2 separate regions of the Homo sapiens genome follow, and region 1 is linked to region 2. Evidence: read pairs that join two places in POLR2A ChIA-PET (ENCODE). Cell type or tissue: PC-3. All regions are shown on one strand. Each heading gives the region's core, and the rest is flanking DNA. Links, peaks and the distances in the headings are about the cores only. Region 1 has its middle 11 kb from the start of HIBCH. Region 2 holds the start of ANKAR (ankyrin and armadillo repeat containing).

Region 1 (5,383 bases), core at 92-5,091, 660 kb after region 2:
AATCATGGAGGGGCTATTATGATCCAGCTGCCGTGTTAGTGTTAGGCTCTGAAGGTTACATGGAGCCATGGAAGCACACAGTAGGGCCACCTGTTATAGTGTTGGAATCAGAGAAAGCTTCCCAGGAAAGGTAACTGTTTTAGATAGAGAAACTCTGCGCAGATGAAGCATAATAGGTGACTCCAGCATTTTGACAGTGGCACAATAGAGGTAGGGAAGGGTCAGGTCTCTAGGGACTATGAAGCCTGTCTAAGGGTATTTAAGCAGAAAGATGACATAATCGGATTTGACTTCTATCAGTATCACTTTGAAGCAGGGCCAGCAGACCAGAGAAAACTGATCTCCCTATATGTTTTCTGTACCTTCATACTAATTTGACTTCCAAGAGATTTTTATTTGCCTTCGCTTGTCTGATTCCAACTCTACTTCATGACATCATCTCATAATATTGCTTTTAAATAGTTATTTTTTACATTTCTATTTTGCTTTTATCACACTTGCTAATTGATTAATCTGTTTCTCATTTTCTGAACTCAGCAGAGCAATCTGATTAGCCTAGTGTAACTTTTTTGAGCTGTGAATGGACCAACTTGGATCAAGAGGCCATGGAGTTTAATCATCCATTTACATACTGGGAATGTTCGTGAGTTCCAAGATTATGTGGGTCTGGCAGGCAATTATGGCTTATTTCTCAGATCATCAACCAGTATCCATGCTCAGAGTGTTGATTCAAATAGCAGCTGATAAGCATAGGAGCATTTATAAAATTGGAAAAATTTTAAATAAAGATAGTTCTGTTAGACCAAAAAATGTGTGTATACATGTGCAGAAACATTTTAGAGAAATGCACACCCAAAATGTTAACAGTGGTTATGCACACCCAAAATGTTAACAGTGGTTATCCTTGGGGGATGGTGAAAATACGAGTGACTCGCTTCTTCTCTATAATTATTTACATTTTCTATTGTGTCACTTGAGACTAGATAGTTGTTTTGTAACAAATATAAAAGTGGTTTTTAAGGAAATCAGGGAGCATTACACATATCTGCCACATTTTTCCTTATGGCTAATTCCCAAAATACCTTTTGGACAAGTTTTGTCTTTACTACATGCACTTGATTTCTAGTGAGTTGCCACTAGATGGTGAATATACCACATCAAACAAGATTGAAAGGCTTCCATGTTTTCAATAAGCTAATCCCTCCAAATGAAATTTCTTAGAAAAAAAAGTCTTAATACATTTTTCAACTTTGAGATATGGCATACCAAAATATGTCTCTAAAGATTGAAATAAAAATACATACGTAACACATTCACAACATAACACTGACATTATAAAGACTTTGTACTGTATTTTCCAAGAACACAAGCCTTGGTGCATAGAAATAGTACAATGTCCATTTGTAGATTTAACATAATTTACATATTTCTAGTATGCAATGTCAAATTATCTTTATTATTTAAAAATATTCATTTTATGTAGATACAGTCTTGACCTCACTTTAGCAATAAATATTTAAATTTAGCATTAAAACATTCCCAAATGAGTAAATTGATCTGTCCTGCTAAGTTTGATAAGTTGGTTTACAAATTCTATGATGTTCTATGAAACTAGTATCACCCCGATACCAAAATCAGGCAAGAACACACAAAAAAATTAATCTCTACAGGCCAATATCGCTGTGAACATAGATGCCAAACTCCTCAACAAAAATACTAGCAAACCCAACCGAACAGCACATAAAAAAGATAATTCATCATGATCAAGTGGACTTTATTCCAGGGATGCGAGGATGATTCAACATTCTCAAATCAATAAATGTGATTAACCACATCAACAGAATTAAAAACAAAAACCATTTGATCATCTCAACAGATGCAGAAAAAGCATTTGATATAAACCATCATCCCTTTATGATAAAAACTCTCAACAAACTAGATACCTCAAAATAATAAATGCCATATATGACAAACCCACAACCAACTGATACTCATACTGAATGAGGAAAAGTAGAAAGCATTCCCCCTAAGAGCTAGAACAAGACAGGGAAGTCCGCTCTCACCACTGCTATTCAACATAGTACTGGAATTACTAGCTAGAGCTATCAGGCAAGAGAAATAAATGAAGGACATTCCAACAAATTATCTCTGTTCATTGATGACATAATCTTATACCTAGAAAATCCTAAAGACTCCTCCAAAAAGACTCATAGACTTGATCAACAACTTTAGTAAAGTTTTAGGATACAAAATCAATGTGCAAAAATCAGTATCATTTTTATGCACCAAATATTTTCAAGCTGAGAACTAAAGCAAAAGTTCAATCCTATTTATAATAGCCACAGAAAAGAATAGAATACCAGAATATATTTAACTAAACAGGTGAAAGATCTCTACAAGGAAAACTACAAAACACTGATGAAAGAAATTATACATAACACAAACAGAAGAAAAAAATCCCATGCTCATGGATTGAAAGAATCAATGTCCTTAAAATAACCTACCCAAAGCAATCTGCAGATTCAACACAATACCTATCAAATTACCAATGTCATTCTTCACAGAATTAGAAAAAAACTATCCTAAAGTTGACATGGAACCAAAAAAGAGCCCAAATAACCAAAACAACCCTAAGCAACAAAAACAAAGCCAAATGGCCTTACATTACTTCAAATTATACTATAAGGCTATAGTAACTAAAACAGCTTAGTACTGGTACAAAAAGACACACATAGATTAATGGAACAGAATAGAGAACCCCAAAATAAAGCCATATACCTACAACCAGCTGATCTTTGACAAAGTCGACAAAAATAAACCACGGGGAAAGGGCACCCTATTCATTAAATGGTGCTAGGAAAATTATCTAGTCATATGCAGAAGAATGAAACTGGACCCTTATCTCTCACCATAGACAAAAATTAACTCAAGCTCGATTAAAGACCTAAATGTAAGACCTGAAACTATAAAAGTCCTAGAAGAAAACCTAAGAAATATTCTTTTGGACATTGGGTTAGGCAAAGAATTTATGACTAAGACCCCAAAAGGAAATGCAATGAAAACAAAAATAGACAAATGGGAATTAAACTAAAAAGCTTCTGCACAGCAAAAGAAATAATCAGCAGAATAAACTGACAACCTACAGTATTACCTAAGTAATGAGGTACCTTATATTACAGAAGGACATTATTTAACAAATTAAAAGACAGTATAATCACCACATGAGAGATCTATTTCTTATCTCCTCTTGCCCTTTCAGTCTCTTGTAGAAACTATTTGCAAATTATGCCTCTGACAAAGTACTAATATCCAGAATCTACAAGGAACTCAAACAAATCAACAAGAAGAAAACAAAAAAATCCCATAAAAAAGTGGGCACTTCAGGAATTTGAGGCTACAGTGAGCTATGATTGTACCACTGCACTCTGCACTCTACACTGGGCGACATAGCAGGGCGATCTCTTGCCAACAAAAAAAAAAAAAAAAAAAAAAAAAAGTTGGTAAAGGACATGAACAGACATTTCTCAAAAAAAGACAAACAAGAAGGCAACAAACACATGAAAAATGCCAGTAAGAATAGCTATTATTAAAAAATTATAAAACAACAGATGGTAGCATGGATGTGGAGAAAAGGCAGCCCTTATACACCATTAGTGGGAGTGTAAATGAGCACAACGTCTATAGAAAATAGTATAGAGATTTCTCAACCTACCATTCAACCCAGCCATCCCACTATTAGGCATCTACCCAAAAGGAAAGAAATCATTATACCAAAAAGCCACCTGCCCTTGTATGTTTATGATGGCACATTCACAATTGCAAAGTCATGGAATCAACCTAAGTGTTCATCAATGGATGAATGGATTTTTTTTTAATGTGGTATATATATACCATGGAATACTATGCAGTCATAAAAAAGAATGAAATCATGTCCTTTGCAGCAACATGGATGGAGCTGGAGGCCATTATTCTAAGTGAAATAATTCAGAAACAGAAAATCAAATACTGTGTGTTCTCACTTACCGATGGGAACTACACCAAGGGTACACATGCACATAAAGATGAAAATAATAGACACTGGGGACTCCAAAAAGGGGGAGGTTGAGATGGGGGTAAAGGTTAAAAAAAATTTACCTATAAGGTACAATGTTCACTATTTGGGTAATGGGTATGCTAGAAGCCCAAACCTTACTGTTTTGTAATATATCCATGTAACAAATCTGCACATGTACCCCTGAATCTAAAATAAGTAAATAAACTTTTTAAAAGAGAAAAAACAACCCAATTCTCTGATATTAGCAAGTCCCAGGGAAGTATAATCAAGAAGATCTTCTGTAAAAATTATGGCCATTAAGCTCCACTGGGTTTCCCTATAATTGCTTGCATGTATGTATACATAGCAATAATAATATGTAAGTAGTATATAATTTTTTATGGTATGTTACAGTATATATATATATATACTTCCCTCTGATGGACCCTAGATTCCTCAATATTTGATATTTCTTTCAGGAAGGGGAAATAAAAGCAAATGAGTGTTGAAATGGTATGTTTTTCCACTTATATGGGAAAACGTTGAGTCCTTTACAGTCTCATTTATATTGTCCTGGTATTTAAGTGGCTGAGGCTTTCTACTATTCTAAATACTATATTCTCTTTTCCTATGGCAGATAAAGAAGGAGGTAAGGAAAAAGAAAATAGTAAAAATTGATATTCTGTTTTCTGATATTCACCTACGAGGTTCAGAAACCCTCCTTTGAAACTCTTGCCTCAAACTCCTAAATTAAAAAGGAAAAATGACCCATCCCACAATACTAGTGGTAAAATTAATTTAAATTTGTATAATTTCTGCCTACATTTAGGAGCAAAAACTCAGAGCACAAAGACAGTGGAAGGCAAGACAGCAATGTTTGATATGTGTTACTAAGATTCAAAGTTGCCGGGCACAGTGGCTCATGCCTGTAATCCCAGCACTTTGGGAGGCCAAGGCAGGCAGATTATGAGGTCAGAAGATCGAGACCATTCTGGCTAACATGGTGAAGCCCCATCTCTACTAAAAATGCAAAAAAAATTAGCCGGGCCTGGTGGCAGGTGCCTGTAGTCCCAGCTACTCAGGAGGCTGAGGCAGGAGAATCGCTTGAACCTAGGAGGCAGAGGCTGCAGTGAGCTGAGATTGCACCACTGCACTCCAGCCTGGGCAACACAGCAAGACTCTGTCTCAAAAAAAAAATTCAAAGTCAATGAGGTAGGAAATAATTTTCAGCTGATGAAAGATTTATGATAAATGGTAATATCAAAGCTTTTTTCCCCCAGTTTTGAAAACAAATTAGACAGCTGCTGCTGTACACTGTCTCCTAGACTCTGGAGTCAAAACCTCTGTACT
Region 2 (5,383 bases), core at 112-5,111:
AGATGTATCCTATATAATAAGCCAGTAAACATAAGTATTTCTATGAGTGCTGTGAGCCATTCTAGCAAATTATCGAACCTGAATAGGGGGTCATGAAAACCCCCAGTTTATGTAGCTGGTCAATCAGAAGTACCAGAGATCCAGACTTGAAATTGCCATCTAAAGCAGAGACACCTTATGGCACTGAGCCCTTAAATGGAAGGATCTGACACTCACTCCAGGTAGATAGAGGCAGGATTAAACTGTAGGATACCCAGCTGGTATTCAGAGAGCTGGAGAATTGCTTGGTAATTCTCCACACATCTGGTGGAAAAAATCCACACATCTGGTGTCAGAAGTGTTGTGTGAGAGTGAAGAGAAACAGTTTGTTTTCCCAGACTCACTCTCTTTGATCACTCCATCCAGAAATGATTCAGTTCCCTCTCTTCAGGGACCATGGTTTAGACAGGGTCCTGTTTCATGGATAAAAGAACTACAGGTTTAAAGAAGCTAAACAATTTGCTTGAGGTTCATCCTCCTGAACAGTACTTGTTACTTCTATTACATCTTTTTAGGCAGCTCATTTTCCCACCCCAGTAACTTTTAAAGACTACAGTTGACCCCTGAACAACACATTTGAACTGTGCAGTTCCACTTATATGTGGATTTTCTGCCTCTGCCACCCCGAGACAGCCCCTTCTCCTCCTCAGCCTACTCAACCTGAAGACAAGAATAATTACGTCTTCCTCTACTTACTATGTCTTGCCTCTCATCCACAGTCACTCTCTCCACCTTTTTGTCTATTTACTCCAACCTGACATCCACCCACATTACTCAACTGTTAACTGCCATACCAGTGTCACTGTGAAATCTGTCCATTAGGATCGACACCATTTCTGGATCTGGCCACCCTTTGATTCTTTAATCACAGTAGCAAATAAATTTTAGGATCCGGACAAACAGGTCAGTAACCTGGCAAAGGCTTTCACATGCCCCGAATTTATTCCCTGGAAGATGCAATGTTCAACCAAAATTTAGATACTGCCTACATAGCTTTCATCCCTCAATCTGAAAGCAGACAACTTCAAGTGTCTGTGTGGGCCTGAGCACTAAATTGACATTGCTTATATTGGGAGTAGATGAACTTAAGAGGTTTGCCCCACGGCCTAGAATTGAATATTATAACACCAATACAGTTTAATACTGAAAATAGCTATAACTTACATAATGCTATATTCCAGGTGCTACTCTACTCTATGAGATTTAAATGTATTAATCAGTCAAACTTTTATAAGGAATTTCCAGGTCATCTGCTCCACCAGAATACTGAGAGAGACAGAGAGAGGATACACATGCATGTGTGTGAACCCCAAGAGGGCCTGGGCATTTACAACCTTCTGCTATTCAATCCCATTAGCTCTGGGATGGAGTTCTGTGTTGATCCTTTAAAAAATGAGGCATCTCTTTCCGAAGATTTGAGACACATGGAACAAACCATTTGGCTACCCAGGGGGAAACAATCCTTGAAGTAGGAGAATGTACATATATGGTTCATATTTCTTAAGTGCAAACATGCAAATCTTTGTAAAAAAAAAAGCCCTGGAATAGTCCTCATAAATTTATTAATATTTATTTCCATAGTAGCTAAAATAATGACATGGTTACTGGAAGAGAAATTCTGCCCCAAACAGTCACCAAGAACTTCCAAGCTGCTGCATTCAGTGGAAGTTTGTTCTCATCTCCCCTGACCGAGCAGCAGCATCCGATAAAGTTGGCCATTCCTTTTTTTTTTTCCACACACTTCTTTGGCTTCTGTGACCAATTTTGGTTTTCCTCCTGCCTTCTTGGCTGTTCTTTTTGTCTTCTTTGCTGACTTCACTCTCTCTACCTGACGTTTAAATGTTAAATTTCTCAGGTCTCTAATCCTTGGTTCTCAACTCCTCATTCTGCACGCTCTCCCTTGGTGATTTCAACCCCACTCCTGGCTTCAATTACTATAAATCTGCCAAAATTTATACATCTAACCCCTACTGCCATTCTTAGCCCAGAACTGTTTATCTAAAGCATATCTCACATCTCAATTTCTCTCACAGGTACTTCAAGGTCAATTAGTACATAACTGAACTCTTAATCTTGCCCTGATATCCTGTTGCTCCTGACAGAAATGTGGTTCTGACTTGGACACAACCTTCTTTTTCAACATATCCCCAATCTGTCACCAACAGGCAACCTCATTATTTTTCAAATCTGTCCACAGTCCCTGAGCCCCACCTCCACTGCCACTACTGTAGGCTAATCCTTTGGGATGAAATTCAAAATCATTACTCAGCAGCCTGCATGATCTGTCCATCGCGCACCTCAGCAGCTCGGTTTGTGCCCACATCTCTCTTGTTCTCTAAGCAGGGTTTTGCGGTTTCTCAACCATTTCAACTTTGTTCTCACTTCAATTCTTTCTCTCCTGCTGTTCCCTGTTCCTGAAAAGCTACTTGTCCAGTCCTTTGCTTGGGTAGCTCTTTTCCATCTTCTAGGCTCGGAGGGGAAAAGGGCACTTCCTTAGGCAGCCTTTCCTAGCCCTGGGCTAGGTTAGCTTTCATTCGAGTGCTGTCATTCCATCTAATATTGGCACACTGTTAAATATAGCTGTGAGATGATCTGTTCAACTGTAAGCTCCTTGGGGTTTCGTGTCTGCCCTGTTTTCTAGGGTTTCCAGCTTGTAGCTGGGTGCCTGACTCATAATAGGTGTTCCATAAATGCTTGTTGAATGAAAGAATGATGATGGAGGTGGTATTCCAACTCGGGACTGCCTCAACGCCCGGCGCTGTCTCCTCTGCTACTCTGTTTCGGTGTTTTAGCAGAGGCAGATAGTGAGGGCGGCACAGTGCCCACGGCATGCCGCTGGACTAAGCGCTAAGCGGGCTTGGGATGATGCGCACGCGGGGGGTCTGAGCCAGCCAAGGGGCCGGGCGCCGCCTGGGGGCGCTGCGGCTGCTGCGGGACGCACCAGGCCTAGTCGCCCGCAGGCTCCGCCCGAGGAGCAGCCCAGCCACCCCAGGGCCCGGAGGACCAACCGCTTCGACCCGCGCCCGGGCGGCGGCAGTGTTGGCCGGCGAGGCGAGGAGGGCCGGGCCGCCACGGTGGGGCGAAAAGCCCTGAAAGTTCCTCTCAGTTCCTTCCGGTGCGCCTCCCGCTCGCCCTTGCGGAGGCCCTGAGGGCGGATTCAAGGCCCCGCGAGAAGCCATCTGAGGCGGCGACGACTGTTCTCAGCCCCACGGGAACGCCGCGGACGCAGCGTCCCTCTCCCGGACAAGAAAACAGCCATTCTAGAGTAGGTTCCTCCCCTTTCCTTGTTTTTTCCCCTTTCCCGTGCCCATGGCTGACGCGAGCTGCTTTTGGACGTGGGTCCCGGGCTTGACTGGACAGACGTGGGTTCTGTTTCTGAAAGGCGTAAAACCTCAGACTTGTCCTGCAACCTCCTGGTCTCCGTTTTTGCCTCTATAAAGTGGGCATAACAAGGTCTGACTCACTGACCTGGGGTCTCAGGTGTGGCGCCCAAACCAGCACTATCAGCATTTCCTGTAACTTTACTAAAACGCATATTTTCTGGCCCCACTACAGCTCATTGAATCAGAAACTCAGTGGTGGGATTCAGCGATTTGTATTTGAACAAGCCCCAGGTGATTTTGATACAAGCTAAATTTTGAGAACCACTATATAATAGAGACCAATCAGATGAAATAAATCAAACCATTATATAGTAAAGAACCTGGCTCAATAAATAGTAGTTGTGGTTATTATTATTTCAGGAATAGACAGGCATTCATTGGCACAGAAATTGAAGGTTAAGCAAATGCTTCTTTCCTTTTCTTTTTCTTTTTTTTTTCTTTTTTTGAAACAGTGTTTTTCACACTTGTTGCCCAGGCCACCGCAACCTCCGCCTCCTGGGTTCAGCCTCCTGTCTCAAGCCCCGCGAGTAGCTGAGATTACAGGCATGTACGACCACGTTTGGCTAATTTTGTATTTTTAGTAGAGACGGAGTTTCTCCATGTTTGTCAGGCTGTTCTCGAACTCCTGACATCAGTTGATCTGCCCGACTTGGCCTCCCAAAGTGCTGGGATTACACGCATGAGCCACTGCGCCCCACCCTTTTCTTTTCTTTCATGCAGGTCAGTATAGTCTTGCTTTAAAAAACTGAAAACAAAATAAATATCCATATGATTTGGATATTTATCCCCTCCAAATCTCATGTTAAAATAGATTCCCCAATGTTGGAGGTAGGGCTTGGTGCGAGGTGTTTGGATTATGGGGGTGGATCCCTCATGAATGGCTTGGTGCTTTCCTGGCAGAGTGAACTCTACCTCTGAGCTCATGAAAGATCTGGTTGTTTAAGAGTAGACACCTCCCCTTTCTCTCTATTGTTCCGTCTCTTACCATGTGACACACTGGCTCCCCTTCCCCTTCCGCCATGATTGTAAGCTTGGTCTCACAAGAAGCTGAGCAGATGCTGGTGCCATGCTTGTACAGCCTGCAGAATTGTGAGCCAAATAAACCTCTTTTCTTTATAAATTATGCAGTCTCAGGTATTCCTTTATAGCAACACAAACAGACTAACACGAACATATACAAAAGAATGCCTCTCCAACAACAAAATAGGTATGTAACAGTAGCTTCTCACAGATAAACTTAACGTTTCTTTTTGACATACATCTTCTTGTCTTTTGAATTCTTTGAAAAGCAGAACATGGTTAATGATAAAGGTTTTATAATTTTAATTATTTTAATTCAAATTTCAGTTTTCATATACTGCAGTTATTTTTAATTTGAAAACTATAATGGTTGACCATGAAAAATTAATCTTATGTAGGTGAAAGGTACAGATTTATTTCTAGACAAATCCAGTTTCATTGGCATGTCAGATTTTATTGATAATCTTTTCCTTCTTATTCATTGCAGAAGCTTCAAAAAGGACACACTAGATTTAATTAGAAATGTTAAGATTGCCCAAAAAAGGATTACCTAGATTTGAGCAAGTTCAGGATGAAGACACCTACCTGGAAAATTTAGCAATACAAAGAAATGCATCTGCTTTTTTTGAAAAATATGATCGGAGTGAAATACAAGAGTTACTAACTACTGCACTAGTTAGCTGGTTGTCTGCCAAAGAGGATGTGCGCTCTCAAGTAGACCTCCCATGTGGAATTATGAGTCAAATGAATAACGTAGGCTTCTCCACTGCAATCCTACTGACTCCCGTGGACCCTACTGCCCTCTTAGACTATAGAGAGGTCCATCAAATGATAAGAGAGTTGGCTATTGGAATTTATTGCCTAAATCAAATCCCTTCCATCAGTTTAGAAGCTAATTATGATCAGAGTTCTTCTTGTCAATTACCTCCAGCTTATTATGA

Evidence for each region. Peaks named below come from ENCODE experiments on the same cell type or tissue, not always from the same donor. Only the 100,000 strongest peaks of a DNase experiment are listed, where the experiment ranks them.
Region 1: POLR2A ChIA-PET joins it to region 2 with 8 read pairs; 3 of 35 experiments call an interaction of 5 or more read pairs at or near these places.

Annotation. Positions count from the first base shown.
Region 1 is chr2:190,327,807-190,333,189 of GRCh38, forward strand. No RefSeq gene overlaps it. Among named protein-coding and RNA genes, the nearest start is that of HIBCH, 11 kb to the left of the region's middle. In PC-3, for the core only: a CTCF peak has its summit at 1,122 (motif pointing right); no DNase peak of the experiment used is centred there.
Region 2 is chr2:189,671,527-189,676,909 of GRCh38, forward strand. It overlaps ANKAR (ankyrin and armadillo repeat containing), which reads left to right and starts at 3,144. Exons shown (of 23, transcript NM_001378068.1): 1 at 3,144-3,304; 2 at 4,930-5,383. The coding sequence starts at 4,965. It overlaps LOC105373793 (a long non-coding RNA gene), which reads right to left and starts at 2,759. Exons shown (of 2, transcript XR_923692.3): 1 at 2,305-2,759; 2 at 1,594-1,867. RefSeq lists a silencer at 2,800-3,219 and an enhancer at 3,270-3,529. In PC-3, for the core only: CTCF peaks have their summits at 2,954 (motif pointing right) and 3,153; a DNase peak (open chromatin) is centred at 3,045; H3K4me3 peaks cover 1,797 bases; H3K27ac peaks cover 651 bases.